2 separate regions of the Homo sapiens genome follow, and region 2 is linked to region 1. The links are chromatin loops, found by intact Hi-C in ENCODE. Cell type or tissue: gastrocnemius medialis. All regions are shown on one strand. Each heading gives the region's core, and the rest is flanking DNA. Links, peaks and the distances in the headings are about the cores only. Region 1 has its middle 29 kb from the start of MED9. Region 2 has its middle 79 kb from the start of MED9.

Evidence for each region. Peaks named below come from ENCODE experiments on the same cell type or tissue, not always from the same donor. Only the 100,000 strongest peaks of a DNase experiment are listed, where the experiment ranks them.
Region 2: a loop joins it to region 1, with 2.3 times the contacts of the local background. A loop is called at or near these places in 8 of 110 quality-filtered maps.

What each region holds. Positions count from the first base shown.
Region 1 is chr17:17,440,145-17,456,185 of GRCh38, reverse strand. No RefSeq gene overlaps it. Among named protein-coding and RNA genes, the nearest start is that of MED9, 29 kb to the left of the region's middle. RefSeq lists enhancers at 5,594-6,095, 9,194-10,393, 13,578-14,423. In gastrocnemius medialis, for the core only: no CTCF peak of the experiment used is centred there; a DNase peak (open chromatin) is centred at 10,155; H3K27ac peaks cover 893 bases.
Region 2 is chr17:17,390,209-17,405,402 of GRCh38, reverse strand. No RefSeq gene overlaps it. Among named protein-coding and RNA genes, the nearest start is that of MED9, 79 kb to the left of the region's middle. RefSeq lists enhancers at 942-1,494, 1,495-2,049, 13,139-13,368. In gastrocnemius medialis, for the core only: no CTCF peak of the experiment used is centred there; DNase peaks (open chromatin) are centred at 6,273, 6,682 and 9,944; H3K27ac peaks cover 1,606 bases.

The DNA of each region.
Region 1 (16,041 bases), core at 5,182-13,181:
CCTGTCTAAGCATCGAGATCATAGAACTAAGACAACGGACGTCCCTCTCTGTGCAAGAAGCCTTCCTTAGTATCTAAATCCAATTTCTTTTTTTCTGATAAAGTAAGCTTAAAAAAATAAGCCTCAACCTAAATACATTTTAATGAGCTACTCGGTGGACTTGGCTTGGCAGGGTTTTTACATTTGTTGTTCAAAGCTTTCTTTGAACACAACAGTCAAGGTACCCTTGAAAATGGAATCCTCAGGGTTTTACTAGCCAGACTGACATCCTCAGAACTGGTTTCCTGGCTTCTCTCATAAGGGATATATGGGTGAGAATGAGATAGAGAACATTCTTTCAAAAAATGTCAAGAGTAGCTGGGCGCGGTGGCTCACGCCTGTAATCCCAACACTTTGGGAGGCCGAGGTGGGCAGATCATCTGAGGTTGGGAGTTTGAGACCAGCCTGACCAACATGGAGAAACCCCTTCTCTAGTAAAAATACAAAATTAGCTGGGCGTGGTAGCACATGCCTGTAATCCCAGCTACTTGGGAGGCTAAGGCAGGAGAATCGCTTGAACCCGGGAGGCAGAGGTTGTGGTGAGCTGAGATTGCGCCATTGCACTCCAGCCTGGGCAATAACAGCAAAATTCCATCTCAAAAAGAAAAGATGTCAAAGAGGATCCTAAACTGAAATGAAAGCGCAGTACCAGTGCCACCTCTGCATGGCCTCCTCCTGCCCACTGACGGCTCTGGTCTTGCAGGACGGACCTCACAGAGCACTTGGTTGGTGCTGTGTCCAGCCTGGACCCTGGCCAGCTGTGGCCACACACAGTGTGTGACTGAGTGGAGGCAGCACCAGGGCCTCCACTGTGGAACAGCTGCTCAAAGGAAGGGCCCAGAGCCAACAGCGACAGGCAGCAGCCATGGAAGGCCAGGTGCAAAATGCCAGAGGTGACAGAGGAGACTGCTGACTGAGGTGCAACTCCATGCCCTTCTCCAAGAAGAATAGCTCCAGTGTCCACAACTGTGTGTCCCCTGCAGCCCCTACTGTATTTATAACCATCTGCTCCTACCACGTGCCACCTCACACATTAGTGGCACTTATTTGAATACTGCAAATTACTATATTAATCTGTAAGCTTCTTGGGTATCAAAATCTCTCACATAACACCTGCTCCAGGTACTTAGGGATCCTGGGACTCCAGGTACCACTCTACACACCTGCTCCAGGTACTTAGAGATTCCAGGAACTCCAGGTACCATGCCACACACCTGCTCCAGGTACCACTCCACACACCTGCTTCAGGTACCACGCCACACACCTGCTCCAGGTACTTAGGGATTCCAGGGACTCCAGGTAACATGCCACACACCTGCTCAGGTACTTAGAGATTCCAGGGAACTCCAGGTACCATGCCACACACCTGCTCCAGGTACTTAGTGATTCCAGGGACTCCAGGTACCATGCCACACACCTGCTCCAGATACCACTCCACACACCTGCTCCAGGTACTTAGGGATTCCAGGGACTCCAGGTAACATGCCACACACCTGCTTAAGGTACTTAGAGATTCCAGGGAACTCCAGGTACCATGCCACACACCTGCTCCAGGTACTTAGTGATTCCAGGGACTCCAGGTACCATGCCACACACCTGCTCCAGATACCACTCCACACATCTGCTCCAGGTACTTAGGGATTCCAGGGAGTCTGGGTACTGCTCCACCCACCTACTCCAGGTACTTAGGGATTCTGGGACTCCAGGTACCTCTCCATGTACTTGCTCCAGGTACTTAGAGATTCCAGGGACTCTGGGTACCACTCCACACACTTGCTCCAGGTACTTAGGGGCCCTGGGGACTCCAGGTACCACACCACACACCTGTTCGAGGTACTCAGGGACCCCAGGTACTGCTTCAGTTTCTTAGATAATGCTAAATGCCCTAATTTCTTAACAGTTCACTTTCTCCTTTCCTCCCCAAGCCAAACTCCCAATCAATATACATCCATCTCTACTAGGTGCAAGACACTGTTCTGGACACAGGAGATGCAGGTGTGAACAAGACAGACAAGGTCTCTGCCCTTATGGAGCTGGTGCTCCCATGGAGAAGAGAGATTAAAAACAAGCCAACCAATGCATCAGATTATCTCATGGGACTAAGAACTCGGAAAGACACAGGGCGGAGCACCACAGTAAGTACTGATTGGACACCTTTTCCTCAACGAGGTGACATTTGAGTCATGGCCCAAATGTTGAGAAGCCACATTCAAGGAAAGAGGAAGCTGGAGGTGAGGGACCCATGGAGAGTGGCCCGCGGAGTGAGGGGAGAGGCCCTGGAGCTCACAGCTCAGAGGTCATTGTTAATGGGACGCAGCTGCAAGGTGCAGGGCGTTGAACGCACAATACTACTATAGCTGTTGGATTGCTTTGCTCTTCATTAGGGACCTCCACAAACATTACCTCATTTTCATTTTGCTCCTCACAACAGCCCTGGGAGTTTGAACAAATGAGATTCAGGAATTGACGCAGTCCACATTATCAATAAATAAAATGAACCCTCATAGCCCTCTCGATCTGTAGTTTTTAAATGAGGACACTTCTTTCAAAAGATTTGCTTCACTCTAAAAAATCCTATGAAATTAGTGTTTGTCTGTAATTAGGGCAGTTGCAACTGAACATCACAGCATCAGCTATTGTCTGTTTCCGAGCTCAATAATAGACTGTTCGGATTTGAATAAGGCCCACTTGCCTTGGTCCAAATGGCAAGATTTATGTTAAATTGAATTTTGGAGGCTGCATTCGTGTGTGACAGTTGACAGGGAAAAGCAGCCAACGCAAACAGCCCTCCCGGCTCCATCCAGCCTGACCCAGTTAGGCAACATAGGGGTGACCACAAACCTGAACACTGGCGACAAGGGGCAGGCACCCAATGGGCTGTAAGTAAGGGCACCAAGTCCCTGGAACCCAAGAAGGCTGCACCTACGAAGGAAAAGCTCAAATGACAAACGCCAGAATAGACAGACACCCCATCACGGCAGCCTGAGCCCAGCTTTGTTCTTAAGGCCTACTTCCAGGCTTGTACAAGAAATGGCGAGATGAATTTTCTCTCCCAATCTAGTTGCTTACTTGGGCTGTGGCTTGCATTCTCCAGACCCAATCAAACAGCACTGATTTTTTTTTTTTTTTTTTTTTTTTTTGAGACAGAGTCTTGCTCTGTTGACCAGGCTGGAGTGCAGTGGCTCAAACTTGGCTCACTGCAACCTCTGCCTCCCAGGTTCAAGTAATTCACTTGCCTCAGCCTCCTAAGTAGTTGGGGACTACAGGCATGCACCACCACACTTGGCTAATTTTTTTTTTTTTTTTGGTGGAGATGGGGTTTCACCATGTTGCCCAGGCTGGTCTCAAACTCCTGACCTCAAGTGATCCGCCCACCTCAGCCTTCCAGAGTGCTGAGATTAAAGGAGTGAGCCACTGCGCCTGACCAGCACTGATTATTCTTAAAGTCCAATGAAAGGGCCAAGATTTGTGTGCAAGTCTGTACATGCAGGCAGGCGGTGGTGGTGGGATTGAGAGTCTAAGAGGTAAACCTTGCCAGGGGCCAGCGGGGCTTTGTTGGGAAGCACTGCTTTAAATACATAGCAGCAACCACATTCTGAGTACCTTCCATGTGCCAGACCCTGAAAAAGCTTCTCTCACATGAGGTATTTAATTTAATTTTTAAAGTAGTATATTCAATAGCAAGCAAAGATCACCACTACAAGCCAGGCATCGTTCTAGGCATTGGGGAGACAGCAGCAACGGAGAAGACTTCCAAGAAGGCTTGCTTTTGGTGGGACTTCTAAAAGGGGAAGATAAAGACAACATTTAAACAAAAACATAACTTCAGATGGTGAAATTAGAAGCCCTGGGTTGATTCTCAGATACACTCTTGCGGCAGAGACTGCCTAGTTGTTCCCCATTATCGAGGCTCTTCTATAGCAGCAGAACCCCAAGTTTTACCTGCATGCATAGTCACTTAGGACCCAGACTTTATTCTCCCAGCCTCTCTTTCTGCTAGGTGAAGCAATTGACTAAATTGCAGCCAATGAGATGTAAGCTGAAGCCGTATATACAATTTTAGGAAGTGTCCCCTACAGGGACAGGGTGGGACCTTCCTCCCTTTACTTGTTTTGTTTGTTTGTTTTTGTTTTGAGACAAAGTGCAAAGTGTCACTCTGTCACCCAGGCTGGAGCACAGTGGTTTTTTTTTTTTTTTTTTTTTTTTTTTGAGACGGAGTCTCGCTCTGTCACCCAGGCTGGAATGCAGTGGCGCGATCTTGGCTCACTGCAACACTGCAACCTCCCGTTCAAGCAATTCTCCTGCCTCAGCCTCCTGAGTAGCTGGGATTACAGGTGCACGCCATCATGCCTGGCTAATTTTGCATTTTTTGTGGAGATGGGGTTTCACCGTGTTGGCCAGGCTGGTCTCGAACTCCTGACCTCAAGTGATCCACCTGCCTCGTCCTCCCAAAGTGTTGGGATTACAGGCGTGAGCTACTGCGCCTGGCCCTTTCCCTCCTTTTTGCTGCCTAGAATATGGACACAACGGCTGGAGCTTCAGCAGCTATCTTGGACCATGAAGGAAAAATAAACAATTTTGTTTAGTTCATGGTGCTCTGGAGTTCGATTTTTGTTATTCACAGCTGCACCTAATTTTGTTGTCTTTCCTATTAATTGTGTAACTTGGGGTAAAACTGGCTCAGACCTTCTGTTCCCTCAGCTGTGAGATGGGATTGATGATAATGCCTACTTCATATTGCACTATGCTGGTGGCTTTCAAACTTCAGCATGCGTCAGAATCCCCTTGGCATGTTAAAACACAGAATGCTGGGCCCCACCTGAAGAACTTCCGATTAAGTAGCAACCTGAAAACCAGTAAGTCTAACAAGTTCCTAGATGCTGTTGCAGCTGCTGCAGATCAGAGACTACACTGAGGCCTGCAGTCCCTGCAGGGAATGACCTAGGAAGGTCTAAATTGCCCATACAAAGCCAGCGTGTTTGGCTTCTCTCCCATTTAACAAGATTTATGCATCCTGTCAAATATGCTGCCAGTCACCTCTGGCCTCTTCTATGCCTGCTCCTTGGCTTCAGGGACCCTGATCCCCACTTTCTGGAGCAGTGAATCTGATGCAAATGCTGTTTACAGAGGGATCTGTCAGTGGCCCATCCCCAGGAGGGACTTCCATGTGACAAGCCCGGCCTCTGACCCACTCCTCCACTGCAAGGAAATGATCCCCACTCCAATGCGTCACAGAGCAGCCCATCGCATGGGTCATTCCGCAGAAGAACTACCTTCTGGACCCTTCCTTCTGCCACCATATGCCATTCTGCTATTTGCAGAGGTGAGTGGGTAGGGACAGCTCTTCACCAGGGGCTGCCAGACAGTCAGTCAGAAGCATCATTTTCTTACTTAGGATTCCCATGGGAGGCAGAGGGTGAATCTCAAGGCTGGGATCCCTGTCTCCACTGGCCGCTTCAGCAATGCCCAGACCACCGCTCTGCCCAGCGAAGGAGCCTGCCCTCTCCTCCGAAAGGAAGCTCCCCTGCCCTCAGGGAGGAGCCTCCCTCTGGAAGGGCTGCTGCCAGGAGCAGTGGCAGCCCAGGAGGCTTCCCCCTCCCTCATATCCCTCTTGGAAGGGACTGATCCTCCTCTCAGGGCTCCTGCATGCTGGCGACATCCCAAGCCCTGCCCAGGACAGCACCATCAGTGCAGCTCTCAGTCCCCCGCCCCAGCCATTTCCATCAAGGGGGTGGGTATTATCTGTTAAACCGCTGTGCGGCATCAGGCAGGTCTAAGGGGCGGAGATGCACTTGTGTCCCTTAACTAGTGGTTAAGAGGACAGCTCTGATCAAATCCCAGCTCTGCTACTCTTTAGTGACATGGCCTTGTAACTAAGGCCGCAGCTGTGCCTGGCCTGTGGCTGAACCTCTCTCTGAACCTCAGTTTCCTCCTCTGTAAAGTGGGGACAATAGTAGTGCTTATAAATGGCATCAACCAAGGTGCTTAGCTGTAAACAACATAGACCAACTCTGCTCACTTTAGCAGAAGCATTTCTTAAGAGGGTATTGGGTACACACTGGTGCCAAAAGACAGGCATAAGAATAGAATATTCCTAGCAGCACCATTCAAACATCAAATGTCCATTCACAATAGAACAGGTAAGCTGGTTACGGCCCTTCACACCAGACAGCACGGAGGATGGAGAAACCTCAGCTACGTACAGCAGCATGGATGACTCTCACCCACGCTAACTCAAAGAAGCCAGACACGAAAAGGGTGTGCACTATATCATGCTGTTTCTATAAAGCTCAAAAACAAGCAGAACCAATCTAGAAATCTGGTGGTGGTTATGTTTGGGAGGAGAGACCCTGGGAGAGTCTCTAAGGTGCTGGCCCTGTTCTATTTCTTGGTCTGGGTTCTGATTACATGAGTGTGTTTGCTTTGTCAAACTTCATTGAACTGCACACTTAGGATCTGTGATCTTTTCTGTATGTATCTGATACTTCAATAACAAAATTAACTTTGAAAAAAAGCAGAAGGCATGTTTGGTTGCTCATGGATGTGCTGGGAGAATCAGAGAGCTAGGCCTGAAAGCCAGAGTCCAGAACACTGCCCCTAATTTTTTTTTTTTTTTTTTTTTGAGATGGAGTTTTGCTCTTGTGACCGAGGCTAGAGTGCAGTGGCACCATCTCTGCTCACCGCACCTTCCACCTCCCAGGTTCAAGCAATTCTCCTGCCTCAGCTTCCTGAGTAGCTGGGATTACAGGCTCCTGCCATCACACCCAGCTAATTTTTGTATTTTTGGTAGAGACAGGGTTTCACCATGTTGGCCAGGCTGGTCTCGAACTCCTGACCTCAGGTGATCCGCCCGCTTCGGCCTCTCAAAGTGCTGGGATTACAGGCATGAGCCACCGCGCCTGGCCAACACTGCCCCTAATTAAGGCATGGAGCTGTTTCAAGGGAGGAAAAGGTGGCAGGCGTTGCAGCCAGAGGGGCTGGTTCAAATCCCAGCTCTGCCAGTCCTTAGTTATGGGACTTTGGACAAGTCTCTGGATCCCTCTGAGCTGTGTCCTCATCTGTACGATGGGGTGCCAGCCCACAGCTTATCCCACCACTGTCCACACTGGCACTGCCTGTTATCATGCCTGGCAGAATGGATCCCGGATGGTACCTGCCCCTTCACAGCTGAGCTCAGGGTGAGCACATCTGATTGGCCAGCCCTGGGCACATGACCACACTACACCCTGCAGCATGTGGAGGTCAGTGCGAAGCTGGGTGCAGGGTCTGGCTCAGGGGTTCCATGGAGCCCCAGGGTGGGCTTTACCCGCCAAGATTCTGACTTACCTGATCTGGGGAGAGTCTGGAATGTGGCTGTTCTTTTTAAGCTCCCCAAATGATTCTAGTGTGAGTCAAAGTTGAGAACCACTGCCCTGAATCTTTATCTTTGAATCCTGAAAACTTTCTAAAAGGAAAACGATCCCAGAACCTTCAGAGTTTCTGTCCATTCGAATCTAGTACTAGTATACCTCGTTTGAAATTAACCTCATCTAGCGCCATCTAAGCTCAGAAAATGAAGCCATTGTGGGATCATTTGCCAAAGGACTTGTTGACATCTGTTTTTATTCTTTTTTATTTTATTTCATTTTTCTTTTATTTCCTTTTTTGTTTCTTAATCCGAGTGAACTCATAAAGTCTGTTTTTAAGTGGTACTTAAGCAGTTAAAATATGACTCAGTTTGACTCCATTGAAACTGCTTTAAATAATTTCCAAACAAGATGAAGTTAAGAGTAAATAAAATAGTCACGTTTGGGAGCATGAAGGAGCCGGCAGCTTTTGACGGTCTGGTGATCAGGCAGCCACGCAGGACCAGGTCTCGACTGTCCTTGGGTTTTGTGGAGCATTAAAAAGGAATAAGGAAATGGGGTGGAGGAGGTCAGCTAATTCTGGGAACAAAGCTAAGACTGCTGTGACTGGGGACTGGTGGGGTCATCAACTCTTTCTTGGGTAACTTTGGCCATGCTTTTTTTTCCTCTGCAGAGTCTGAAAAGGCTACCTGCTTTAGTTTCCTGTGGTTGCTGTAATCATTACAACAACACAAATGTAATGTCTCACTGTTCTGGAAGCCAGAAGTCCAAAACCAAGGTTTCTGCAGGGGTTTGCGCTCTAAAAGCTTGGGGGGAGGATCTTTCCTACCTCCTCCAGCTTCTGGTGGCTCCAGGTGTTTCTTGGCTTGTGGCCACATCACTCCAATCTCTGTCTCTGTCTTTGCGTGGTCTTCTTGCCTGTGTCTCTGTGTCTTCTCCTCTTCTCTTACAAGGACACTTGTCATTGGATTTAGGACCCACTTGGATGATTCAGGGTGATTTCACCTCAAGATCTTAATTGTATCTGCAAAGACTCTGTTTCCAAATAAGGTCACATTCTGCATTTCTGAGACATGGACATCTTTTGAGAGGGTCATAATTCAGCCCACTCCACCACCTTTGCTCAAAGGATGCTTCTGCATTTAACTTAGATTCAGCATCCTGATTCCACAAGTGTACTTTGGCCTAGCTCTGGATTTCAGATTTGGCAGGGCCGAGGTCCTTGAACCCCAGTGCCCGGGTCAGCAGAGATCATTTACCATGCAGATTCTGAGGGAGTAAGTCTGGGCAGAGCTCAAGGTTCTGCATTTCCAACAAGCTCCCAGGTGATGCCAACAAAGCTGCTGGCCAGGAACCTCCCTCTGAGCAACACGTCTGGTGACTATGGGAAATATCCAGGTCCCACCCTGGTGATCCTGATCCAGAGGCCCATTCTTTCCAGGCAGCTTTCAGATCCCATTCTGAACCGGGGCCGGCAGCCCCTGCCCTGTGCTCAGGAGCAAGGCCTGCAGGCCAGGAATGAGCCAAGCCAGCCTGAGCCCCTAGCCACCTCCTAAGAAGGGTGTTTCCCAGTCCTGAAGTTTGGCTGGGAATTCCAATAGAATCCGTGACCTTTCAGGAAGCATCTACACTCTCCTAGCCCCCTCCCTCTTACATACCACCCCTCAGCCCTCTTTCTCTCTTGCCCTCTGATAAGTTCCCCCTTGGGTCCTCAGACAAGCCACAGGGCCCTGCCAGCTGCCTCCTGGCTGGATGCAACCCAACCTCACCGCATGGTGGGGATGGCCCAGGTGAGGGCACAGAAGGCCCACCTCTGTCTAGCCAGGCCCCACGTCAGCAGGGCTGCCAGCACAGGGACAGCGAGACCAGCTGGGGAACTGGTTATTTCAAGTGGCTCCCAACAAATCATGTCATTTCCTCAGCTGTGAAGACTGACAGCCCTCAGCACTGTGGCAAATGCAAGCCACTCTTTCCAATGATCAGTGTGAGAGGAAGAAAGGGAGACCCCATGGGGGAGAGGAGGCCTCCCCTGCCAGCCTGCATGGGGCTGAGCAGTGGGGCAGGGACAGAGGTGATGCGACCACAGCTGAGTGACTCAGCCAGGGTCTGCTCTCTCACATATGGTGGCCAGGACCCAAGATCCCACCTGTGGCAGGTGTCCCTGAGGGCAGTTGACACCTCAAAATAAAACTTGAGATTGCTCATGCAACCGTGAAAAGGAAACAATTTATTACCATAAAAGAGCCATTTAATGTGAGACCCCAATAGCCTCTGGCTGTCTGTCATCCTGATCTGACGTGAAATGGATTTGATATTATCTGCAAACAACCACACATTCCTTCAGAAGAAAGTCACCTCCACAGAGGATACATGACTTGTTTGTTTGTGGTTGGCTATGGCTTTGACTTTCCCCGCCACGCTGTTTGCCTTGGTTAATGACCAGCCGGAAGTGCCCTGCCTCCTGTTTGGCTGATGAAAACGCTGACCTTTTCAGGAATGATTCCAAACCAGGCATCTGTGGATGACTTACCTCATCCCTTTCATTGCTCCCCACCACACTGCATTCCCCATAAAGGAAGTAGCTATTTTAGGCAAGGGAAAATGAGATGGTGGGACTTTCCCCAAAAGCAGGCTTGTGCCTGATGCAGGGTGGAGGAGCCCCACGCCCTGTGGAAGGACAAACACAGCGTCATCCACAGACGTTGCCCATGGGTCCAGTCCATCCATCGGTGACTTATGGGCAAAAGGGAAGGAAGGAAAGGAAAGAAGATTGGTGAGCAGTGTTCTTTGCTATTAGGCAGAACTGGCCCAGTGGGTGGCAGTCACAGAAGGGGCGGAGACCAGCTCCGCAAAAAGAGTTACTTCTCCAAGTAGTGAGCATCCTGTCACAGAGGTTATATGAGCAGGGGCAGGATGAGGAGACTGTTTTTATTTACACTCTGATAGGAGGAGTAGAAGTGGACCCAGACCTTGAGGAGCCTAAAATTTTTCTGCAGAGGCAGGCGGGACCTGATATGGCAAGTGAACATCAAGGCCTGCCTTGCCTCACAGGGCAGCTGGGGACCAACCCATACGAATCCAACATGCGGAGGAAGCCAGAGCCGGAGCAGGAGGCAGAGACCTGAGGATGGGCTGGAGCCTGTGTGCGGGGCTTTCTGTCACTTGCAGAGTCCTGGCTGGTACACTGAGGAGCACTAGCTTGTATGGCATTCTTTCCATGATTGGAGTTCAACGATGGGAGACCAGGGAGATGGAGTAGTTTGAGCTCCTGGGGAATGATAACATCTGGATCCTGAGAGGGGAGGAAAAGCAAACGCCAGCAATGACATAGGATCAGAAAGGTGCTCAGCATGGGGCTGTCTGTGGGAGGGGCCCAGGTGCTGGCACCTACGTGACTGAGGGCTTGTGGGAGGGGGAGGGAAACTGCTTTGCAACAGCAGGGGACCCAGGTGGGGTATGTGTGGGGTATGTCCCAGTCACCTCAGGGAAGGGGGGCATTGAAGGGTGTGCTCAGGATCCACCTCTTCCCCGAGTTCTCCCTTGATGCAAGCAGCCTAGGATCAGACTTCCTTGAATTCTAGCTCATCTGCCAGGGAGGCACTACTTCAGCCAGAAGACCGCCTGGAGGACTTCATGGGGCTTCAGAACCCAGGGCACTCCTGCCACATGTTATCAATGACTTTGCAGTATTGTGATAGTGTGTGATACCACCCGTCATATGCAGTAACAAGGAGGGAGACTGACCGAACTTTGAAGGCATCCTTCCTGTTAGAATTTCAACTACCTCCATATCTAGTACAGGAGAGGGAAGTAAATGCAGTGGAAATCTGATTTTTTTTTTCACTCTGTTCCCCAGGCTGGAGGGCAGTGGCACAATCTCGGCTCACTGCAACCTCCGTCTCCTAGGTTCAAACGATTCTCCTACCTCAGCCTCCCGGGTAGCTGGGATTACAGGCATGTGCCACCATGCCCGGCTAATTTTGTATTTTTAGTAGAGATGAGGTTTCTCCATGTTGGTCAGGCTGGTCTCGAACTCCTGACCTCAGGTGATCCATCCGCCTTGGCCTCCCAAAGTGCTGGGATTACAGGCATGAGCCACCACACCTAGTCCCTGATTTTGTTTTATCGGCAAATTCACTGTTGAGGGTTGGAGCAGCCTGTGATATCCGTGTGAGTCCATTTGTGAAACTGAAACTTTGTAACAAGAACTAAGATAGTTATTGAGAAGTGCTTTGAAAATGATCCAAGGAAGCTTTCCAAAGTGACTCTGTCCCTGGGAAGGGAGGAAGGGACCACAATATGCCTGTATCAGATTTCTACTGCTGTGTAACAAATGACCCCAAAACTTAGTGGCTTGAAACAACAATGAACATTTATTATTTCATAGTTTCTGTGGGTCAGGAATTCAGGAGTGGCTTAGCTGGGTGGTTCTGGCTCAGGGATTTCATGGGGTTGCAGTCAGGGTATCAGCTGGGGTTGTGTCATTAGAGGCTGAACTGGGGCTGGAGGATTTACCTCTGAGGTGGTGCACCCACATGCCTGGCAGGTTGGTGCTGGCTGTTGGTGGGAGGCCTCAGTTTCCCACCACATGGACTCCTCTACAGAGCTGCTTAAGTGTCCTTACAACATGGCAGTTGGCTGCTCCCGAGGAAGTGATTCAAGGAGAGCAAGGCAGGAACCATGTCTTTTATGGCCTAGCCTTGGACATCATTTCTGCAGTCCTACTGGTTGCCAGATGGGTCCTATTCAGTGAAGAGGGGACTCTCCAGGATGTGACTACTGGGGCTCACTGGGCAGCATCTCAGAGCTGCCACCATGCTGCTGCGTGGTTGGCCCATCTGGAACACTTAGTCTTCAGTCACTTGGTTTGATTCAAGAACAAAGAGTTAGAAACTCTTCACCTTTTGAATGCAAGGAAGTAGGCTGACCCCTCAAAGTGTGCCAGACAAGCCATTTTAAGCATAGTTGGGTGAGATGCAAAGAGGAAGCCTGCATATTCGCTGCTTACGTGAAATGTTTGGCGCCTACTCATGCTTTCTATCCACAGAGTCTCACTGATAGTTTGTCAGCCTTGCATCCCATCTGCCCCATGTGGGTCCTGTGAAGCTGCTGGTCAACCTATCCCCTGGCTTTGGGGGAATGCAACCCATGTCTGGCCAACTGTGGTGCCCCATTTCCCAGTCTAGAGTTGTTGGTCCAAGAGGAGGCTCTCTCTTACTCTGAAATCATGAGCTGAGGGTTTACTGTGTATGCCTGAAGCTATCAGACAATGAAGAAAGAAGAGAGAGAAAGAGAGAGATTTGAGCACCTGGGTCCAGCTATGACTGAAGCTAGCAAGACACCCATCTTTGTTCTCTGAAATTATGTAAGAAAGTAAACTCCCTTTTTGGAATTTTGCTTGTTTACTTTTGCTTAAGTTAACTTGAGCTGGAATTTCATCATCACAATTAAAAACATCCTAACAACTTATCCCTTGAAAATCATGTGCTTTGCGCCCAGCCAGCCGCCCCGTCAGGGAGGGAGGTGGGGGGGTCAGCCCCCCGCCAGGCCAGCCGCCCCGTCCGGGAGGGAGGTCGGGGCGTCAGCCTCCAGCCCGGCCAGCCGCCCCGTCCGGGAGGTGAGGGGCGCCTCTGCCTGGCCACCCCTACTGGGAAGTGAGGAGCCCCTCTGCCCGGCCAGCGGCCCCGTCCGGGAGGGAGGTGGGGGGGGTCAGCCCCCCACCCGGCCAGCCGCCCCGTCCGGGAGGGAGGTGGGGGGGGTCAGCCCCCCGCCCGGCCAGCCGCCCCGTCCGGGAGGGAGGTGGGGGGGGTCAGCCCCCCGCCCGGCCAGCGGCCCCGTCCGGGAGGGAGGTGGGGAGGTCAGCCCCCCGCCAGGCCAGCCGCCCCGTCCGGGAGGGAGGTCGGGGCGTCAGCCTCCCGCCCGGCCAGCCGCCCCGTCCGGGAGGTGAGGGGTGCCTCTGCCTGGCCGCCCCTACTGGGAAGTGAGGAGCCCCTCTGCCCGGCCAGCCGCCCCGTCCGGGAGGGAAGGTGGGGGGGTCAGCCCCCCGCCCGGCCAGCCGCCCCGTCCGGGAGGGAGGTGGGGGGGGTCAGCCCCCCGCCCGGCCAGCCGCCCGGTCCGGGAGGGAGGTGGGGGGGGTCAGCCCCCCGCCCAGGCCAGCCGTCCCGGTACCGGGAGGGAGGTGGGGGGGGTCAGCCCCCCACCCGGCCAGCCGCCCCGTCCGGGAGGGAGGTGGGGGGGTCAGCCCCCCGCCCGGCCAGCCGCCCCGTCCGGGAGGGAGGTGGGGGGGTCAGCCCCCCGCCCGGCCAGCCGCCCCGTCAGGGAGGGAGGTGGGTTCAGCCCCCCGCCAGGCCAGCCGCCCCGTCTGGGAGGGAGGTCGGGGCGTCAGCCTCCCGCCCGGCCAGCCGCCCCGTCTGGGAGGTGAGGGGCGCCTCTGCCTGGCCGCCCCTACTGGGAAGTGAGGAGCCCCTCTGCCAGGCCAGCCGCCCCGTCCGGGAGGGAGGTGGGGGGGTCAGCCCCCCGCCCGGCCAGCCGCCCCGTCCGGGAGGTGAGGGGCGCCTCTGCCCGGCCGCCCCTACTGGGAAGTGAGGAGCCCCTCTGCCCGGCCACCACCCCGTCTGGGAGGTGTGCCCAACAGCTCATTGAGAACGGGCCAGGATGACAATGGCGGCTTTGTGGAATAGAAAGGCGGGAAAGGTGGGGAAAAGATTGAGAAATCGGATGGTTGCCGTGTCTGTGTAGAAAGAAGTAGACATGGGAGACTTTTCATTTTGTTCTGTACTAAGAAAACTTCTGCCTTGGGATCCTGTTGATCTGTGACCTTACCCCCAACCCTGTGCTCTCTGAAACATGTGCTGTGTCCACTCAGGGTTAAATGGATTAAGGGCGGTGCAAGATGTGCTTTGTTAAACAGATGCTTGAAGGCAGCATGCTCGTTAAGAGTCGTCACCACTCCCTAATCTCAAGTACCCAGGGACACAAACACTGCTGAAGGCCGCAGGGTCCTCTGCCTAGGAAAACCAGAGACCTTTGTTCACTTGTTTATCTGCTGACCTTCCCTCCACTATTGTCCTATGACCCTGCCAAATCCCCCTCTGTGAGAAACACCCAAGAATTATCAATAAAAAATAAATAAATTAAAAAAAAACAAAAACAAAAACAAAAAAAACAGATGTGGAAAAAAAAAAAAAAAAAAAAGAAAATCATGTGCTTTGTAGCAGTAACAAACAAATGAAGAGCAGATTTTCACTTGATTAAAGCCTGACCAGACCAATGATCCATACCCTGCTGTCTGCGGCCTACAGAAACCGCCCTTCCTCCACCACCAAAGGAAAAAAGATAACACAAATTAGAAGAAACAAACAGACCTAAAGCAAGCCACAGCTGTCTCCTGGTTGGTGCCAACGCGCCAGCATTGAGCTGGCCCTGCCCGGATGGTTTTCTTGTCACCCTGGTTGTCCTCAAGCTCTGTGAGCATAAAGACTGTGTTTTCTGTGTTTTCACAGCCAACTTCATATAGGAGTTCACAAGCAGATATTCAAAAGTGGCTCCTTAAATAGACTAAAACGCATAACGCTTGCTTTTAAGTTAATAGCCAATGTTCAATGAGTCCTATGTTCCAGGCCTGGGGCTGAGTGCTTTACCTGCGATGGCTCACTCAATCACCATGAGTGGAAGGTGGTTTCTATTATTATCCTCATTTTACAGATGAGAAGACTGAGGCCCCAGGAGTTGGCGATTTTCCTAACGTCACAGGCTGCTAGAGCTCATCTGAACGCTAACACCTTTTACTTGTTTATTTCACCCTGAAACATTGACATTGCTGACATGCTATAGGACTTCAATTCCTTTATGATGGAGAAATGAAAATAAATATCACCCCACTACCATCACTAAACACACACACACACACCCCTCTCTCACCGCCCTGGCCAAAGGCCTGAAACCAAAACACGGTGTTCTCTCTGCATTATTAGCCATTACCACCCGTAAGGAACCCAAGCAATGTTTTTCCGAGAAGGCCCAGGGTACAGGGGGTGCCATTCATGGAGAGCTCAAGTGCCCAGCCTGGCATTTCACAGGCCACTTGTGCATGTCTAATTGTCTTTTCTGTGTCAGGAGGGCGGGCTGTGTTTGTCAGAGGCTCATTAGGACCCTGGCCAAGGGGTTGTTTGTGATTTCAGGGCTGGGTGAGGAAAGTGCAGGGTGAGGGTTTCTGTTCCGAATGGACCTCCTGCCGAGCGCTGAGTCAAGGTTGCCAGCCAGCACCAGCCTCCCCTTCCCCCCTTTTTGGTTGGTTTTCCCCAAGCATCTGTTTGTTTTGCTCCTGCAAACAAAAGTCAAAGAGAATACATGGCTCCCAGTGAGTGAAGGAAGCAGATTTTTCTGGTCCTTCCAAAAGCACAGCAAGCCCACCTAGTCCCTTTGTACAGGGGGATTGAGCTGAGTCAGAGCAAAGAATCCCTTCACCTCACATCACTGGGCCAGCGATGCCAGCCAACAAGCCAGGAGATCCTTGTGCATTCCTGTCACAGCTTACCACGAGGCCACCAGGATCCTACTTGGGTCTATGGGTGGTATTATAAGAAATCCTGGTGCTTTGCCTGCAATGAGGGCATCCAGCCAGCAGGTGGACTGTGGGCGGTTTGCACAAGACCAA
Region 2 (15,194 bases), core at 2,575-10,574, 48 kb after region 1:
TGCTCATGACAGAGTCCTGTGATGCCAACAGCATCTCACTGCTGGGCTTAGTCCATTTTCTGTTGCTTGCAACAGAATACCTGAAACTGGGTAATTTACACAAAATGAAATTTACTTCTTATAACTCTGGAGACTGAGACATCCCAAGTCAGGGGGCACATCTGGTGAGGGCCTTCTTGCTGGTGGGGACTCTGTGGAGTCCCAAGGCTACACAGGGCATCACATGGCGAGGGGGCTGAGCGTGCCCACCCGCCAGCTCAGGTCTCTCTTCCTCTCCTTATAAAGCTGCCAGCTCTCCTCCTGTGATAACCCATTAATCCATTAATTGTTGAATTGGATTGATGATGAATTGATGAATGGATTAATACATTCAAGAGGGCAATCACCTCTTAAAGACTCCACCTTTCAGTATTGCTGCTCTGGGGATGGCGCATGAACTCTGGGGGATGTATTCAAACTATGGCACTGCCCAGGTCCCTGGACGCATGGTCCATGACTCTGCCTTCACTGCGTTTAACTCTGGACTTCCCCAGGGGCAGCTTGGGCAACAACCAGAAGGTGCTGGGATTAGGAGATTGAGATGCAGGCCCCGGCCTGGCTTTGAAGTTTCTTATCTTCCAGACCCTGGACAAGTTCTGCAGCCTCTCAGACCTTCAGTTTCTTCATCTAGAAAATGGGATGACAGTGCCCACTTCTCAGGTTGTTGGAAAAATAAGCCCACATACATAAGGTACCAGACACAGACATCAGCCCTGGCCCCAGTGTCATTGTTGAGGTTAGTCATTGGTCACTGTCCTCAAAGACTGTGCCTGATGAGAGGCAGGCCCAGTGCCACCCAGCTGAACCTGGCAGTAGGGCCGGAGGTAGCTGCTCTCCTTACGCAGTCACCCACCGAGGCACTATCTGGGGTAGCAGCCAGTGTTGCAGCAGGAAAAAGCCTGCCTGCCACGGTAACTGCAGGGAGTTCAGTGAAGGATCCCTTGGTGTGCACCATCAAGGGAAACCAGCAAGACTCAGCCTGGCAGAGAGAGGGCTGGAGAAACACTCCCACCTCGGTGCATCCTGCCTTCCCTCCTCCCATCAGAGGGCTGAGGGGTCTGTTCAAGCCAGTCCTGGCACAGGGACTGGGACAGAGCCTGCATCTGGGGGTGCAACCGGTGAGGGGGGCACAGAGGCCCAGTGTGTGCAACAGCCTTCCCTCACCCCCTCCTGGCTTTGCGGTCCTCAACTTCCCTGCCACACTGGAGCAGGTGGTGTGCCCAGCTGTCAACACAGTGGGCTTGTTTTTCTCCGCTGCGGCCCACCTCCTTCCCCTAGGCCCCCACTTCCAGTCTGCAATGTTAATTGAAGGCGGCAGATGCCAAATTGCCCTCGGAGCAGAGCGCAGAGGGAGAGGAGGAAGTGTGTCTGGGCCCCACGGCGGGCAGATCGGGCGCACAGGCAGAGCGGTGGTGGGGAGGGCTTCCTGCCCACCACCACCCACAGCAGCTGCAAACATCCTCCAGACCTCTCGCCGTTTCCCCATGAATACACCTGAGGTCGAGTGTGAACATAAGGAAGTTGATTTTTCCCGGTTATATTTTTTAAACCTATGTTTGGACGGCCTGGCTTTCTATTCTGGGCACTTGAGCCTTATTTTCCGGCTGCTTCTGAAAAGTAATCAAAGGACGGCCACCAGACCAGCCAGGCACCTGCCCTCCACACCTGCCTGCAGACCCAGGCTCCTCCGTGCATTTTCTCCCTCACCCTCCTGCTGGGTGGGAATTACTGGCTCCATTTCACTGGTGAGGAGTTGGAGGTTTGGGAAACTGCAGGATCTGTCCATGCAGACGGCAGATGGAAAATCTGGCATTTCATCCTGGACCTGGCCGGACCCAAGTGCTTGCTATTTGACCCTCAAAACCCACCAACCCTTGGCCCTCCTCCCCTCTGTCCAGACCTCCTTCGGGAGCCTGCGGCAGAGCGGGAGGGGGCGTCTGCAGATATGTTCATACTTAGGGATTCATAGCCCAAGCCCCTAACCTGAGCCACACGGCCTTCTTCCAGGACCCCAGGCCTCCCCACAACCCATCAGGGAGAGGTGGGCTCAGACTGTTCTCTATGAGGCCAGCTGGTGACTATTCTAAACACCAGCCTTGTGTTCCCTAGTCTGCAAGAAGCTCTGCAAATTTTTGTGGCCGTTGGTCATCTGCTTTCTTGATCTTTTCTTTTCTTTTTTTAAGAGAGGCAAGTCTTTCTCTGTTACCCAGGCTAGAGTGCAGTGGCACAGTCACAGCCCACTGCAGCTTCAGCCTCCCAGGCTCAAGTGATCCTTTTGTCTCAGCCTCAGCCTCCCAGTAGCTGGGACTACAGGTGCATGACAGCGCACCCACCTAATTTTTCAAATTTTTTTTGGAGATGGAATATTGCTGTGTTACCTAGGCTCGTCTTGAACCCCTGGGATCAAGTGATTCTCCCGCCTCGGCCTCCCAAAGTGTCGGGATTTCAGGCATGAGATTTCTTTAAATTGAAGTAAAATCCACACACTATAAAACTAACAGTTTTAGAGTGAACAATTTCACGGCATTTAGTACATTCTCAGTGCTGTGCAGTCATCACCTCTATCTAGCTCCCGAGCACTTTCATCCCCTGACAGGAACTCCATTCCCATGAGCTGTCACTCCCCACTCCTCCCTTCCTCCGGCCCCAGGCACCCAGCAGTCTGCTTCCTGTCTCTGTTGGTTTACCTATTCTGGATATTTCATATAAGTGGAATTGTATGTGATTTCTTGTGACTGCCATCCTCCCTCTGCATAGTGTTTTCAAGGTCCACTTGTCTTGTACCTTTTTGTGGCTGAATAATATCCCATCGTACAGGTATATCGTACCTCCGTGAGGACCTACAGGGCATCTGACACCTTATGTATGTAGGCTTAGTTTTCCCAACCACCCAAGAACTGGGCACTGTCGTTTGCATTTTTTAGATGAAGAGACTGAGGGTCCGAGAGGCTGCAGAACTTGTCCAGGGTCTGGAAGGTAAGAAGTGTCCAAGCTTGGATCCACATCTGCAGTTGTTACCACTCATCTGTGGATGCACAATTGGGCTGCTTTCACCTTTTGGCTGTTATGAATACTGCTGCTGTAAACACTTATGTATAAGTTTTTGTTCAAATACATGTTTTCTTTTTTTTTTTGAGATGGAGTCTTTCTCTGTTGCCCAGGCTGGAGTGCAGTGGCGCGATCTCGGCTCACTGCAAGCTCCACCTCCTGGGTTCACGCCATTCTCCTGCCTCAGCCTCCTGAGTAGCTGGGACTACAGGCGCCTGCCACCACGCCCAGCTAATTTTTTGTATTTTTAGTAGAGACGGGGTTTCACCGTGTTAGCCAGGATGGTCTCGATCTCCTGACCTCGTGATCTGCCTGCCTCGGCCTCCCAAAGTGCTGGGATTACAGGCGTGAGCCACCATGCCCGGCCACCTGTTTTCAATTCTTTTGTGTAGACACCTCGGAGTGGAATTGCTGGGCCATATGGTGACTCTAGGTTTAACTTGTGAAGAACATTTTTAAACATGTTCCGTGTGGGTGCATATTTTCTCTTTAACTAGAGAGCAGGGCTCTCTTGTTCTTTGGCCCCCTCCATCGTGGCCAGTCCTGGCTCAGCGTGCAGACAAGAGGCCCCCTGAGCTGTGGTGGCACCAGAGGAGTGAGTGTGTGGACCTCACTCCACCCCAAGTGCTGGGATGTTGACTCATGGTCTTGCCAGGCACTCACGTGACTGCTGGTGGGGACCCAGCCTACATATCCTCTGGGCCTTTCTTGGATGCCTCTCCACCTCTTGCTGCCCTCGGGTTCCCTCACTTCCCCCATTCACACTGGAGCTGACCTTGGTCTGATGTGTCTCCACAAGTCCCGCCTCCCCCACGGATGCCCTGTACAGCGGTACAGGCTGTGCACTGCCCAAGGGCATCCTGCCAAAGGCGCAGTGCTCATTGACATTCAGTCCATGCTCCGCTAGCCAAGCCCTGCAACCCTTGGGACTGCAGCCACCATTAGAGGGCGCTTTCTTCCTTCACACAACGCACCACATGGGCTAATGGCAGCCCCCAAGCCCTCGGTGGACCCAGCACTGACGGGATGTGCCCCTTGCTCACTCCCCTGGAAGGGGCAACTCTGCCCACTCTACATTCACTGATGACCTTCCTTCTCCCTGGGGACGTTCATACCCTCAACCTAGGCTCCAGATATTTTCTATGCCCCCTGAGGGGGTGGGTCCATGCCGCCAGTGGGGGTGCCCTGGTGGCCCACTGTAAAGGACTCTCTGCCCCTTACCCCATTCTCACTCCTGAGAGTTCTAGCACCAGATGCCCAGGACGTGCGTGTGTGCCTGCTCACTGGACAGAGGTTCCTGTGTAAACACTGCCATCGGGACCCCAGACACACGCTCCATGTGCACAGACATGCGCTCACGTGGGTGTGTGGGTTAGACATGACATACAGGGATCTGGCCTTCCCTTGCATTGAAACCTAGTTGGCGGGTTGGGAGGGTATGTGGTTAAATCCGAGCAAGAGACACAGACCCCATGAGTGTAATCACATGCCTAAACCAGGCCAGGAGACTCGGGCACACGATGTGGGTTTGTCTGCTATGTGGGCACTGGACTCTGGGAAGCCTGAGCCCCTTGGAGCCCCCGCTGGTGGGACAGGCTGGAGCTAGGAGCTTAGCAACTCGGGTTCCTGGAAGGTAGAGAAACATAAGAGCAAATCAGGAGACAAGAGGAGGCAAGGAAAGCTGGAGGGCAAAGAGGCCCCTGGAAGCCCCTCTAAGCCCAATTTCCCAGTGTTGACAACGAAAACAAAATCAAGCTTTCGAAGAACTAAAGTTCATTTCATTCAGGAGTCTGAGGACTCCAGACCACATCTACTGCCTCAGGGCAGTTCTGTTGAAGCCCACGGCTTACATACAGGTGGTGGAGGTTCAGCAAGTGCAAAATCACATCGGACTTGCTCAGAAGTTACGTTGAAGCAGCAGCCCATCAAGGTGTGGGTGTAAGAGCACCTCTGGTTATAGATGGCAGAGGCATCGTCATTAAGCCTGTCAGAAAGGCAAGGACTAGAGCTCTTCTCTTTTAAGGAATCAAGTGACTCAGGCAAGAGACGTGCGGGGCCGGGCGCTTCATCCTGCTTTGCCTTCAAAGCATCTTTCCAGAGAGCTGCACGTTGTCACAGAGTCAGGGGTTCAAGCAGAAATGAGCCAACGTGGCTTCTTACGCATGCTACTTCGTCTTACAGTGGGAAGAATAAAAATGCTTCATCCTCATCCCTGGGTGCTACAGCCTTTGCAGCCTCCTTGTCGGAGTGGGAATGGTCGTCAGCGGCAGGCACATCTGAGAGCAGGGCACACCCTGAGACAGGGCAGGATCGGAGCAACATAAGGGCACATCTTGAGGCCCTGACTGGGGCCCCAGGCTGGCTGCTTTTCTTCCCACCCTAGAGGGTATTTCTGTACCTCTCTACCACAAGGCGCTCGAGGAAGGCTTACTGAGAATGCTGCAGTGGAACAAAGTCTGAAGGAGGTGAGGGAGCAAGTTCTGTCTGTGTAGTGTGGAAAAGCATTGCAGGAGAGGGTACAGCCAATGCGAAGGCCCTGAGGCAGTACCGTGAGTGGCCAGAATGAAATGAGCAGGCAGCAAGGGGAGCAGGCATGCCACCAGGCCAGAGCACTCACGGGGGCTAGTGGGAGGACTCTGGCCTCATCCTGAGGGAGGTGGGAGCCCTGGAGGGTTTGTGGGGAGGAAGGAGGATGACTTTCAACAGCGTCCCTCTGACTGCTAGAAGGAAAACTAGCAGTGTGTGGGTGGGGGCAGGGGTGGGAGCGGGAGACCAGTGAGCCACCATTCAACTCTATGATCCACGCACAGCTGGGCTGGGCCGGAGCCCACAGGCTTAGGACCCAGCATCAGGCGGGGTAGTGGGCAGCCTGGAAGGGCTGAGAGTAGTGGGCAGGCTGGAAGGGGTGAGTCAGGGCCGCAGCAGGGAGTAGCAGTGAGGGACGTGGGCTCCAGCATTGGGCTTCAAGTCCCACAGAGTCCCAGCCAGCCTTGGGACCTGTGGGCAAGTTTGTGCATCTTCCTGGGTCTCCATTTTCCTATATAAAAAAATAAAAAATAAAAGAATGGCAGATAAAATATGGTGTCAGCCCCTAGGATCGGGTGGGTGGCTGTGTGCAGGTCTGCTTTTAATTTAAGGCAAATGTGTAACAGTGAGGGAAGTGAGGGCCAGACCTGGGTGGGGCCTGGCAGGGCCCAGGGCACAGCCTTTAAGGGCGGGCCTCAGAGCGAGGCTGTGCTTTTCTCTGCTCCAGGTTGCAAGCCTTTGGTCTCTTGAACCTTTCCTCCAGGTCCTCACCTCAAGTGCTCAAGGCATTTTTGTTGTCCTCCTCTCTGGAAACTGTGGGATGTACAAGAAGAAGAGCTTTGCTTATCCCCACACATTCTGTTCCCAATTTGAGCCCTGCCTGCTTGTTTTTCTTAAATAACACTTAGCGAAACCTTCCTTTTTATCTTGCCAACTTGAATTTATCTTGTGGTCCACTGAGACACTTGGATTTGGGGGTTTTGTTTTTCTGCTTCTGATTGCACCACTGGATTTCCAACTTCCTGTGTGCTTTGTGGCTCATGATCCCATTTGGACCGGCTGCTCCCCACTGCAGGGAGGGTGGCGGTGAGCTGGCCTGGCAGCCTCCCCAGGACCACATGGAGGGACAGAGGAGACGTTCTCTGAAGGAAGGGGGTGGTCTGTGGTGCCAACACCAGATCCTGGGCACAGAGGACACCATCCTTTTTTTCACAGTGTCTGAGGGGGACTCATCCCCTCCCCAAAGCCCACTTGACACTCTTCTTGGCAGGGCAGGGGGTTCATTTACCCTCTCTCAACCTCTGTTCCTTCTGGAAAAAGGAAAGAGCAGATTGCTGCCCCTGGCCTCTCTGAAGGGCTTTGTGCTGTCAAGTGTCCAAGTAGTTCGTGGAACAGCAGGACACTAAACACCAACCTGCGGCCTCACAATGATGATGATGATTGCCCCTAAAAGGGGGATAATCGCTGTGACCTACTTAGGGCACAGTTGTCACTAATGGCCTTGGAGAGCTGTGAAAATAGCAAGTGCCAAGGGGGAAGCCGAGGTGAATCTGGGCAGAGTGGTTGCTGCATATCTGTGTTTGCATCTCTGCTCCCTTTTTCCTGTGTCTTGGTCAAAGGCCTGAGCAGCATTTCTCAGGAGGAATGACCCAAAGGCCCCAGGCCCATCCTTGCAAAGACCACTGCTCTGTGCCTGGTCAGGGGGTTAGCAGCAGAAACCCATTCACTCAGGCATAAGCAAACGGGACATTTTTACAATATACAGTGTTTTGTGGTTCTGAACACAAGGGCAAGAATGAGGTCAGGCATCTCTCTGGTGGAAAAGTATCGCTGGGGATGGAACAGCCAATGCAAAGTCATTGAGGCAGGACCATGAGTGGTACCTTTTGGGAAGTGCTCTGGAAGGCCACGGAACCAGCGGCTGAAATGGAATCAGACCTCCAAGTTCCCTTTGTATGTTTCATCCCTCATTTTAAAAAATATTAAATGTGGCCAGGCGTGGTGGCTCACGCCTGTAATCCCAGCACTTTGGGAGGCCGAGGCAGGCAGATCACGAGGTCAAGAGATCGAGACCATCTTGGTCAACATGGTGAAACCCCGTCTCTACTAAAAATACAAAAATTAGCTGGGTGTGGTGGCACATGCCTGTAATCCCAACTATTTGGGTGGCTGAGGCAGGAGAATTTCTTGAACCCGGGAGGTAGAGATTGCAGTGAGCCAAGATTGCACCACTACACTCCAGCCTGGTGACAGAGCAAGAATCCATCTAAAAAAAAAAAATTAAATGCAACAATGAATATGCAACCAGGCATAGAAAATTATATAACACACAGCTTTGCACTCACCAACAAGCTTCATCTTCAGATCTGCTTCAATTCTCCACCAAGGATTCCAATACATGGTGCTCCTGGGTCCCTTTCCCAGCCAGTCTCTCCTCTCTTTGTATCCCCGGAAGTGGCCATTACTCTGATTCTGGCGTTTGCTCATCTCACAAAAGCTTTTGTGCTTTTACCACTACATACATATGTGCCCATAAGCATTAGTGCAAATAATGGAACTATGTGTTTGGAAACTTTTTATTGAGAGTTTCACTGTGGGTATTCTTCTTTTTTCTTGCTTCTTGATTTTTTTCATTTCACATTAGGTGCTAGGGACCTCTCCTAGCTGATTGAGGTAGTTCTTGGTCACTCATGTTCACTGCTGTTTGGGGTCAGTGGAATAACAATACCACAGTTTATCGAGTGTCTTGTGGATAGACGTTATCTTGACCCTAAGTTTTCACTGTGACTGTGTTGGTTTGAATTCCCCTGAAAGCAGAGCTGAGACAAAGGCTTGGGTGCAGGCAGTTGGTCTGGGAGGTGCTCTCAGGAAGCAAGACGGAGGAAGTAGGAGAATAAAAGTCTCACTATTATCTACTACCATGCACCAAATTACCCCATGAGCAGATGGCTTAAAGCAACAGTTATCTTTTATTTATCCCTTGTAGCTTCTGTGGGTCTTGGCTGGGTGGTTCCAGCTCAGCTTTCTTTGTGAGTTTGCTGTCAGTCATTGTCCAGGGCTGCCATCATCTGAAGGTTCGCCTGGGGCTGGAAGGTCTGTCTCCAAGCTCATCTGCATGGCTGTTAGTTGGAGGTTCAGTTCCTCTCAACAGGGTGCTTGAATGTCCTCACAACACGTCGGCTGGCATTCTCCAGGGCGAGAATCCAAAAGATGCAGGAGGGCACTGCAATGCCTTCGGTGACCCGGCCTTGGGAGTCACACACCATCACCTCCACCTTACTCCACTAGGTAAACAGACCACAGGCGTCACAGGGCATGAAGACTGGAGGTAAGGCTCATCAGAGGTCATCTCAGAAGCTGGCCACAACAGGGGAAGAGTCCAGAAACAACGCAGGGTGCCCAGCAAAGGTGTTCACTGCTGTTGGCACTGGCAGCTTGACCCCACCAAGGATTGTATGAAGCACTACGTAGAATGCATAGGATGGAGGTCAGAGACTCATCTACAGACTCACTTTCCCATCGGTTCAAGATTGCCCCTAAGAACATCAGCTCCCTCACAAACCCAGCCTGTACCTGCAGGGGCTGAGCAAGCCCAGAGGCAGAAGAGCAGAGGACAGCACAGGCAGGGTGGAGGCAGTGCCGCAGCACAGCACTGCTGGGCCAGGAGGGCTGGGGGGATGCGCCGTGGTGCACAAAGCCTCTGCCTTGTGGCAATGCTGTGGTGAGCGTTCACGCACAGGGCCCTGCATCCAGGAGCCCACATTTCTCTAGGAGGCATGGGCTAGGGCCCCTCCTGGCATTCACACCCTTGTGCAATCTCTCACCTTGTGTGTAGGCCAAACCTAGGGACTTGATTCAAATGAACTGAATACCACAAAAGCCATGGGATGTCTTCTCTTTTTTTTTTTTTTTTTTTTTGAGACGGTCTCACTCTGTTGCTTAGGCCGGGTGTGCAGTGTGCAATCTCAGCTCACTGCAGCCTCAACCTCCCAGGATCAAGTGATCCTCTTGCCTTAACCTTCTGAGTAGCTGGGACTATAGGCGTGTGCACCCACACCCCCCTAATTTTTTTCATTTTTTTTTTTTTGGTAGAGATGGGGTCTGGCTAAGTTGCCCAGGCTGATCTCAAACTCTTGGCCTTAAGAATCTTCTGGCCTCAGCTTCCAAACGGGCTGGAATTATAGGCTTGAGCCACTGCCCTGGGCTGGGATGTCATTTCTGAGGTTAGTTCACAAGTGATTGTGACTCCCCTCTCAACTGGACTCCCCCCACCCAGCACCGCCTTACTTACTCTGGCAAAGCCACTGCCGTGTTGTAAGCTGCCCTCTGGAGAGACCCACTTGGCAAAGGACTGAGGGAGGCCTCTGGCCCCCTGCCTGGGAGGAGCTGAGTCCTACTGACAACCGCCTGAATGAGCTCAGGAGCAGCTCTGCCCTCAGCTGAGCCATCAGATGAGACGGGCCCAGATTCTTGATCCACAGGAACTGGTATTTTGCTAAACTACTAAGATGCTAAAAGTTGGGGTACTTTTTAAACTAAATAACACAGGAAGGGTGGAAGTGGGAGAAGGTGCACATGACGCAAGATTGCCCGTGGGTTGACAATTGTTGCAACTGGGTGACATGTTATACTATTCTTGCTACTTTGTGTTTATTCAAAATTTCCATGATAAAAAGTAAAAATAAATTTTTTAAATACTGAAGTCTGATTTACAATTCAGTGAAGTTTGGTTTCTGTCAGGGTACATTTTAGTTAGTTCACTTTAGTTCAAACTACCCGGGTGCAGGTCCCAACTCATTCATCCATTAAACACATATTGGGCACCTACTATGTGCCAGGTGATGTTCTGGCCACCGGGGAAATGACAGTGAACAAACCATGCAAAAGTCTCTGCCCTTTCAGAGCCAATGTTTTGCTGGAAAGAGGCAGATATCCAATACATAACCATGTAAGATAGATGGAGAATACGTCAGGGAGTCCTGGCCGCAGGAGGTCAGTGGGTGGGAGGGCTGCGATCTCCAACAGGAAGGCCAGGGAAGGCCGAAAGGAAAAGCTGCCTGTGGGGAGAGACCTGGTGGCTGCAGGGAGGTGGCTGCGGGTCACCTACTTCCATGGGAAGCCAGCTCCAGTCAGATACAGGGATGGCGGCCCCAACGCGGGAGGATCCAGGGCTATCTGAGGAACAAGAATAGGCAGTGTGGTGGGGGGTAGGCTTAGGGGGAATCGGGTGAGGGTGGGGGACTGATTAAGCAGAGCCATGTGAGCCATGGAAAGGATTTCAGCTTCTACCTGGAGTGACGTGGGAGCCACAGGCAGAGTTTGAGCAGAGAAGGGGCTCTGGCCAGCATTCCTACTGGTAAGTGTTCCACCCCCGAAGCCCTGTGAAACTTAGGCAGGTGACTTTGCCTTCTGAGCCTCAGTTTCCTTGTCTGAAAATGGGAATCGCTTCCTCAAAGCATTGTTATGGAGGTTTGCTAAGTGAAACAAAGTTTTGTCCAAAGGTTCAGCGCACCCAGCAACAGGCCTTACTTGGTGTGAGCTGTGATTTTTCTCTTTCCGTCACGCCTACTGCCTGCCCATGGGAGCTCCCGGGCTGCTCCCAAACTTCCCTCGGGAGCTGGGGAGCCTTTTCTGCCGGGGGCTGAGGCCCATCCCTGTGGCCCTTGCCCAACGGGCACAAGGAGCTCGTTTCTGTGTTATTAGCTGTGAAAAGGAGGATACCCCCTACCAAGTGTGGCCCTCTCACGCCAGAAAGAGGGAGGAAAGACAGGTCAGAGTTCTTTCCCCGACGTCAGGTTGAGGGCTTAAAAGACAAGATCTGGGGGCTTCGTTTTCCCTTTGTGGAGGCTGGAGGGGAGGGAGAGTTGGAAGGAGACATGAACTCAGAGAAGAGGAAAATTAGAAAAGTAAGACATTGAACTTCCGCTCCATGAGCTTCAGGTAAGCCCTGCTTACCTACCTCCTTATCACCTGCCTATCCAATCATCCACCTGTCTGAGGACCAGTGATGTTATTCTGTTGGCTTGTCTTTTGTGTGTTTTGTTGTCACTGTTGTTTTCGTTTGTTTTTTGTTTTGAGACGGAGTCTCACTTTATCGCTAGGCGGGAGTCCAATGGCATGATCTCGGCTCACTGCAACCTCCACCTCCTGGGTTCAAGCAATTCTCCTGCCTCAGCCTCCTCAGTAGGTGGGACTACAGGCGCACGTCACCACACCCAGCTAATTTTTGTATTTTTAGCAGAGACACGGTTTCACCCTGTTGGCTGGGCTGGTCTCGATCTCTTGATCTGCCTGCCTCAGCCTCCCAAAGTGCTGGATTACAGGCATGAGCCACTGCGCCCGGCCTGTTGTGTGTTTTTTGAATTTTTTTTTATTTTTTATTTTTTGAATGAGCTACTGTCCTGACTGGGATTCTCCCAAAAACTGATCTTGAGACAGGATGTAAGTGCAAGCACTTGATTCATAAGGTGGTCCAGGAAACACTGGTATGGGAGGAAGGGAGATGGGAGGAGCAACCAAGGAGGGGCAAGTTACTGACATAGACACCTCTGGGGCAGCTGGAGCTCCATCTGCCCAGGAAAGCCAGGGCTCAGATCAGTCCCTCTGTGCTGGAGCGAGGGAGCTGGCACACTTACCCCAACTCACGTCAAAGAATAGCTGGCCCCAGACAGACGATGCCAAAGGCAGGGCCCTGCCTACGCAGGCCATGAAGGGACAAGTTGTCTGTAGATAATTGTTTCATTCTTTTAAAAAATTTTATTTATGCCAGGCTCACACCTGTAATCCCAGCACTTTGGGAGGCCGAGGTGGGTGAATCACCTGAGGTCAGGAGTTCGAGACCAGCCTGGTCAACATGGTGAAAACTTCTCTACTAAAAATACAAAAATTAGCCAGGCGCTTGTAACCCCAGCTACTCAGGAAGCTGGGGCAGGAGAATTGCTTGAACCTGATGGAAGAGGTTGCAGTGAGCCAAGATCATGCCACTGCACTCCAGCCTGGGGGACAGTGTGAAACTCTGCCTCAACAATATATATTTTAAAAGTTGGGGGTCGTCACTCTTGCCTAACATGGAGTGCAATGACATGATCACAGCTCTTCATAGCTTTTAACTCCTGGTCTCAAGCCATTTTCCCACCTCAGCCTCCAAAAAAGCTGGGACACAGGCACACATTACCACATCTGGATTTTTTAATTTTTTGCAGAGACAGGGTCTCACTATGTTGCCCAGACTGGACTCAAACTCCTGGCCTTAAGCAATCCTTCCAACTTGACTTCCCAAAGTGCTCTGAGATTACAGGCCTGAGCCACCACACCCACACTCTGGAGAGAATTCTACAATAATATTGGGTCTGGAATTTGCTCCTTCCAGTGGGTTCTTGGTCTCGCTACCTTCCAGAATGAAGCCACAGACCCTCGCGGTGAGTGTTACAGTTCCTAAAGATGGCATGTCCGGAATTTGTTCCTTCAGATGTTCAGATGTGTTCGGAGTTTCTTCCTTGTGGTGGGTTCGTGGTCTCGCTGACTTCAGGGGTGAAGCCACAAACCTTCGCAGTCAGTGTTCCGGCTCTTAAAGGTAGCGCAACCAAAGTTGCTCATTCCTCCTGGTGGGTTCGTGGTCTCGCTGGTTTCAGAAGTGAAGCTGCAGACCTGCACAGTGAGCGTTATAGCTCTTAAAAATGGCACGTCCAGACCTGTTCGTTCCTCCTGGTGGGTTCGTGGTTTCGTTGGCTTCAGGAGTGAAGCTGCAGAGCTCCGCGATGAGTGTTACAGCTCTATAAAGGTGGCGGGTCTGGAGTTGTTCACTCCTCCTGGTGGACTCACCGTCTCGCTGACTTCATCCAGGTGTGAAGCTGCAGACTTTGCCATGGGTGTCTTACAATCAGGGCAGACCCAAACAGCCAACAGCAACAAGATTGCAAACAGCAAAAAAAAAAAAAAACAAGCATCACACAGAAGCATACTGAACAGGTTACCACTGGCGGCACATGGTGGCCAGCTTTTATTCCCTTATTTGACCCCGCCCACATCCTGCTGATTGGTCCATTTCACAGGGCGCTGATTGGTCCATTTTACACAGTGCTGATTGGTCCATTTTACACAGTGCTAATCGGTGTGTTTACAAACCTTTAGCTAGACACAGAGCGCAGATTGGTGCATTTACAATCCTTTAGCTAGACAGAAAAGTTCTCCAAGTCCCCACTCCACCCAGAAGCCCAACCGGCTTCACCTCTCAATATGACCAACTATAAATCAGTGTTTTTATTATTACCATGCACAGACAATTCTAAACATCATCAGAGATGTTTTCCAGGTTCCTAGATCTTTTGTTCATTCAAGTTCCAGAATATTTCCAGGGTTAACTGTTGAGTTTTAATGATATATGTGAAGCTCCAAGTTCACACTTTTTATTATTCATTCTTTAATAAACTTTATATTGTACATGTAGAAGTTAGTTCTGCAAACTCCCACCCGGTTCAGCCCTGACATGCATATTTAGCTACAAGCGTCTGTTTCGAGAGTGAATTCCTAATGCTCCAGGACCTCTCCAGCTCATTCAGGTGCAGTTTCCGTCTCTAAACCTCTGGGTCTCATGTTCTTAGGTCCCAGCAGGATACTCAGAATAAGCAGCTACAGCCCAGAGGCTGTGAGGGCGAAAAGACAGAGCTTGAGTTACTTTCATCAGCACTTAGAGTTTTCGTTTTCACTTGGAGTTTCCATTTTCACTCAATATTTCTCTACGGTGAAGGCAATCAAAAACTGCTAGAACTGATCCCAGAGAAATAAAGACCTCGACAATGTTGCCCATTCTGGAATGTACTGTGAAATGGGATTTTTAAAAATCTCTGAGAGGCCGGGTGCAGTGGCTCATGCCTGTAATCCCAGCACTTTGGGAGGCGGAGGCTGGCTGATCATGAGGTCAAGAGTTCAAGACCAGCCTGAGCAACATGGAGAAACCTAGTCTCTACTAAAAATACAAAATTAGCCAGGCGTGGTGGCACATGCTTGTAATCCCAGCTACTCGGGAGGCTGAGGCAGGAGAATCGCTTGAACCCGGGAGGCAGAGGTTGCGGTGAGCCAAGACTGCACCACTGTACCCCAGCCTGGGCAACAAGAGCGAAACTCCGTCTCGAAAAAAGAAAGAACTCTACCAAAGTTATACTTACGTTGAAGACGTTTTCTAACATTTTGTACCCATTGCTTCATCAAAAAGAAACTTTACAAAATTGAAGTTAATAAACAATGCTCATCCATTCCCTAGGAGAGAATATGAGCTGACTATTCAGCCCACTGTGTTGAAGCCTGGCTATTCAACACAAGTCCATGAGGAAGACCAATGTTGACAAAATCACTTGACACAACTGCAGAAAAGAAAGCTGAAAATAGAAACCATAATGTCATTATCCATTATCGTGACTGATCAACATGAAGGAAAGTTTTTATCACTTTTCTGATGCCATTTTTCCTCATCATGATTTCATACAGAAAGGTCATTGCAAGCAAATTCTCATCTGCATTTCCTTTTTTTTTTTTTGGAGACAGAGTTTTGCTCTTGTTGCCCAGGCTGCAATGCAGTGGCACAC